2 separate regions of the Mus musculus genome follow, and region 2 is linked to region 1. The links are chromatin contacts, found by Hi-C or POLR2A ChIA-PET in ENCODE. All regions are on one chromosome and are shown on one strand. The core of a region is the stretch at or near the end of the contact, and the rest is flanking DNA. Distances in the headings are between cores, read along the strand shown.

What was found. Hi-C counts contacts between places; a loop is a spot of excess contacts on that map. ChIA-PET counts read pairs that join two places held with the same protein, here RNA polymerase II (POLR2A).
Region 2: POLR2A ChIA-PET joins it to region 1 with 20 read pairs in Patski. The contact joins the promoter of Lhfp here to the promoter of Nhlrc3 in region 1. A Hi-C loop is called at or near these places in 4 of 37 maps with a recorded cell type or tissue (T-helper 17 cell, T-helper 2 cell, mature B cell and 1 more). POLR2A ChIA-PET finds 5 or more read pairs at or near these places in 2 of 5 experiments (Patski and embryonic stem cell).

What each region holds. Positions count from the first base shown.
Region 1 is chr3:53,462,008-53,464,707 of GRCm38, reverse strand. Nhlrc3 (NHL repeat containing 3) reads left to right here and starts at 1,450. Exons shown (of 7, transcript NM_172501.2): 1 at 1,450-1,648; 2 at 2,244-2,396. The coding sequence starts at 1,565. It overlaps Proser1 (proline and serine rich 1), which reads right to left and starts at 913. Exons shown (of 13, transcript NM_173382.2): 1 at 389-913. The coding sequence starts at 433.
Region 2 is chr3:53,040,105-53,042,804 of GRCm38, reverse strand. It overlaps Lhfp (lipoma HMGIC fusion partner), which reads right to left and starts at 1,258. Exons shown (of 4, transcript NM_175386.3): 1 at 1,031-1,258.

The sequences.
Region 1 (2,700 bases), core at 201-2,700:
TGTCAAAAAGATGGAAGGAGAGCAAAGGCAGGGGAAGAGATCTGGAAAAGAACTTTCTCGGCATCCCTTCCAGTGCCTAGTCACTCCTGTTACCGAACCATGTTAACATTGAATAAATGTCAGTCAACCAAAAGCTCAGTTATTACGGATTTACAGTTGGCTCCGGGGCTGTAGGTAGTACAAACGTAATTCCCGTACCACAATGACTTCCCAAGTTTAGCAGTGAGGTGGTTTATCTTCTATTTAAGCGGTGCAACGGACCAAGATGCAAGTTCTTACGTTACACAGGAAAGTTCAAGTTCCTCTGCTGACTACACACAACACCTCAAAGAAAGTAACTCACGACCATTATTATCTCAGACGAATTTCAGGGAACAAGGTCAATTACCTTTCGAATTTCATCCAGCACCGTCTCAAAGGACTTTTTGTCCATCTTGAGTACTATTCCGTCGTGACGTCTCACAGTTCTTGCAATTACAAAACGCTCATCCCAGGTTCGTCTCGTGGATAATACACCAGGAGGAGAAAGGAGGCGAGGAGGTAGAGTATTGCAAACTGCACCAAAACAAAACAAAAAATCCCAGAACGAAAACTTGGAAAAAGTTGGGTTTTTTTTTGTTGTTGTTTGTTTGTTTTTTTAAATAAAAATCAGACTTCAGTAGCTTCTTCACACAAAGCTTCAGCTGCTCAGAGCAGAGCGGGCTTGTGCGTTTGCAGAAATCAGGGCTCCGGAGGGTGCCGACAGCCGGGTGCTCCGGGGAAGGCCGCCGAGCCACGCTCCGCTCACCGCCGTGATCCGGGACACGTGGCCCCGCGGGCGCTCAGACCCGCCGATCCGCCCGATCCCGGGGTCCCGCAGCTCCGGCAACCGGCGGCCCCCGCAGGTCCTTTGTTACGGGCTTTCGTAGCTTCCGGGAGCGGGCGGGCGGCCGGGGCGCACTAGGAGCCGGACGAAGGGGGCCAGAGCCTTGCGAAGGGAGGCTCTCGAGCACCTCAGCGCTCATACGGCCAGGCGCCCAGCGGGTGCTCCCCTAAATGCCCCACCAGCTCCAGGGGACCTTTGATAGAGCGTGTCGCGCCCACAAGACGCAATGGTGCACCGCCACCTTAAGTCGCTTTTGCACAAATGATTAGTTTGGGGCGTCGGGGGGGGGGGGCGGGGTCCTAGTGTGGGAATATAGGCGTCCACGGCAGAAGCCTGAATGCTTGTGGAGCAGACGTGACTAAAGTCCTTTTCGGAGCGTGGTAGTCATTGTTTTAGTGTCACGATCCCCTAACTCTTCAGTTTCTCGGTGCTCTGTTTTGCTTCTTGAAAGTGAGTTTAAAGGAGCGAAGAGTAAGTAGGTCAGGAAGATCTGCGGACGCCGCCATCCTAGTGGCCAGGAGCACCTCGGCGTGGGGACCAGGGTCACTCGCTGGGCGCCTGACTCGGGGCGGAGCAAGGAGCAGGACACCCGGAATTAGTCTTCGGCGGTTCTCCGGTCGAGTTTCCCGGTGCTTTAGTCTGCCTCTGCCCTAGAGCCGGCTTCAGGCCTCGCTGACTTTCGCCTCCCAGACCCTCGCGATGGCGAGAGCCTGGGTCTGCCTGGCGGGCGCCGCCTTCTTCCTTTCCTGTCTGGTTTTGCATTCGCGCTTCTGTGGCTCGCTGGTAAATAGCAGGCAGAAGGCTGTGGGTGTGGGTGCCACCGAGGGGTACAGCCCCTGGGGTCCCAAACCTGCTCCCCTGGGGCTCAGCAGCTGACGACTCGTCCTCTCATTTAGTGTAAAAAGAATGCACGTGGGGCTGGGGAGGTGGCGCGGAGGTTGGGAGCTCGAGCAGCTTTTTCAGAGGACTCAGGTTCGATTCCCAGCACCAACTTGAAGGCTCACTCTCTCACTGTAACTCCAGTTCCAGGGAGCCTGATGCCCTCTTCTGGCCTTTGTGGGCACATGGTGCACATAAACTCACCCGAGCTCATGCACACAAGTCTAAATAAAAATAAGTAAACATCACACACACACACACACACACACACACACACACACACACACACTGGATTTTCCCCAGCTCTTACTACACTCTTAAGTCACACACACACACACACACACACACACACACACACTGGATTTTCCCCAGCTCTTACTACACTCTTAAGTCATCATTAGACTTTTCTTATGGTTGTTTTGATCTTTAGATATACAATCTTATTTCCGGCTACCTTCTGGTTGTCGAACTGAATCTGAGTATTTTGATTTTATTTGAGGTTTCAAGGACATTTTCTTTTCACGTTTCCTGGAGAATGGAGGACCCTCTTTTCCGGCTGGATTTGGGTTGGCCCAAGAATTCGGAATACTTCACTGGTGCAACATTTTGTGTTGCAGTTGATTCCCTCAACGGGTTAGTTTACGTAGCCCAAGTAAGTAGAATGCATTTTTTTTTTTTTTTAATATGTGAGCCTGTGAGGTCAAGAGAGACCAGAGTGTTAATGCGGTTATCAACTACCAGTGGTTTCCAGGATTGAACTCTGAGTGTCAGTCTTGCTTAGCAAACACTTTCATCTGCTCAGCCATCTCTTCAACTAGAGATTTTTTTTTAATTTTAATTATATACATTCAGTTTGATCACAACAGACAGGAATAATAAAAGAACAGTCAATCTGAGCATGACAAAAAGGAAAAAAAGAAGATGAACAGAAAGGAAAGAAGTGTTTCCCACCTAGA
Region 2 (2,700 bases), core at 9-2,508, 420 kb after region 1:
TTTTTACTAGCAGGAGACATAATTCCGGATATTAAAATAAAATGGACCATACAGTAGTTTGTTTATTTGGCTTGCAAGTTCACACTTAGTTTCTAGCCACTCCTCGGCATCACTTGATGAGTGTGCCAACCAAGCAACATGATAGTGGGAACTTCATACAATTACAGAAGTACTGTAAATTTAACTAACAGTATTCACCACTCAGGTGTATACATTGGATATATAGTTACACACCCCCAGTTACTGTAAATTTAACTAACAGTATTCACCACTCGGGTGTATATATCGGGTGATATATAGTTACACACCCCCAGTACTCGATAACACTAAAAACGCCTTCTGTCTTAATTTTCCGGGGCAAATGTGTTCACGCCTCCTATTTTGACTCCTTGGCTTCAGTGCTTTCACCTGCTGGCCATTTCAGACCAAGCACTCACTCTTTTCCAATACCTAATGTCAAGTCAGCTATTCAAAAGGGTTCGATGAGGTGGGCTGGCTTGCACACCTGGCTACACTCTCCACAAAGAACACAGAAGAACACCCCCACCCCGTCGGGTTCCATCTGCAAACTGCTTCCAAACTCCAGTCTCCTACACTTTGCTCGCCCTCTGTTCTGGATTCTACCCAAAGGGGAGCTCCCTCTGGCTACGGTTTTTAAAATCGTGTCAGCTGTGAGCAGAGGCTGAAGTTGAGTTGGTCTGGGGGTTACCATTAAAGGTGGGGAGTGGGAAGAAAGGGACCTCTTTCTCAGCTGGAGTGAGTTACCCTAGTCCAGATGAACTTAAACCCACCATCCTCCCCCAAAACTGCTAGACGCACGCACCGCACCCTGGAGCACACAGGAACACACACAATGATCTCTGGATGCAAAGCGGCACGGGGAAGTTCTTGCAGCCGGCTCTGAGAAAGGGACGGATAAGGATGGAAAGGAAGGCAGCACCCCCCGGAGGCCGACAGGACCTCAGCTGAACTATGCCACTCGGAAAGACAGGAGGGACCCGGGCACGGGGCCCCGGGGCGCGCTACTTACCCGGTCGGGCGGCGGCCGCGGTCCCTCGCGAGTCCCGGGCGCAGCACAACTTGCTGTCTTTCCCTGGCGGGGACAGCGCGGCACCAAAGAAGACTGTCTTTCTTGCCTTTGCCACTATCCCGACGGAGATCGAGGCGAGTCTGGAGAGCTGGGGTGGAGGGTCAGGGGGACCCACCCGGAGAGCCCGCCGGCTGCGGCCGTGCGGCCCGGGAACACGGTGGATGCCGGCTCCAGCTTTGGCAGGCGAGGCACGCGCCGCCTCTTCCCCGCCCTCCCTTTGCCGCTGTCCCCTCCCCTCGGCCCCGCCGCGCAGTCCTGGACGCGCGAGAGTGGGGGCGGCAGACAGACTGAGAATCCAGGGAGAAAGTTGCTCGCCTTCCCCGCAGCTCCCCGGGGGCGCCGAGGCCACACCCGACCCCTGTTTGCTTTTCTGGGTCAAACCCTGGGGTCTGGGGCTGCAGTGTTCGCGCGGCCTTTATGAGGACCAGGATGGGAAGTAGCCTCAGAGATGGGGAGAGCGATGTCTATGAGCTTTAAGGGGCTCTTGAGAAGTGGTCACTTTGGAGGGCAGAGAGCATGACGGGTGTGGACATAGGAAAGAGAAGGCTGGGCACGCCATGCGAGGCTGCTGGATTCCGTGGGGGCAAAGCCAGAAAGAAAGAAGGCAGGCTACTCCCCTGCCAGCCTCTCCCAACAGCTGCAAACCTTTGGGAACTTCTTTCAAGACATTTCTCTTCCTCTTTTTCCTCTTCCTCTTTCCTGGGTTTCCCCCCACTCCCTTACCTCCCCTCTCACCCTCTCTCCTCTTTCTGCTACCCTCCTTTCTCCTCCCGTCCCCTTCCCTGCCTCTTACCCACTCCACTCCCCAACCCATGATCAGCTTTAACATCTATCTACACAACCTTTGAATTTCCTTTCTGAAATCTGCTCCTTTTGATTTCTTCTCAGGCCCTGCCCAGTTCTGACTTGCCATCAGCCTTTTTAACCCTTCGGAAGCCAGAGCCGTATTCTGTGGGTGACTGACTGACCTCTGGAGTCTCCACAGAGGACAGTTATTTTAGGAAGCTGCCATCTGGGACCAGCAACTTTTGAAGTACATACTTGCCTAGATGCAGTTTTTGTGATGTGCCTTTTTCAAAGCAGCTGGAAGTAATAACTGGGTAGGAATATATTTCATAATAAAATTTCGAGTGCACCATTGAATTGGGCGGCATCAGCTGGAGACAGGTTGTTTCAGGATTGTTTGAAAGGTTTTAAGTGATTGATTCCAAGCCTTTCCTTTGTAGGAATAGGATACAGGTAATGAGCCTCCCAGGAAAGCGATGTAATACACATTAAGTTTATCACAATAGTCTTGAGAAGAGGAAAGAATAGTTCCTGGGAGACATTTGGCAGAGTCTGGAGATATTTGGGGTAAGCATGACCCATAGACTGGGAAGGCCCTACTGGCAGCCAGTCCATAAAGCCAGGAGTCTGCTCTGTAACTACACAGGGCACACCCAGAATCATCTAGCTTGAAGTGTGAGTAGGGCCAAGGCTGGGAAGTCATGTTTCAAAATGTCACATGGTTTTTAGCTCACCCATGAACCTCAGGTTTAGAGATCTGGATTTGAAGTTTTCCTTTGTTAACGTACGTTTTTTAACTCTGCTTGTGCAAATCACCAGTTATT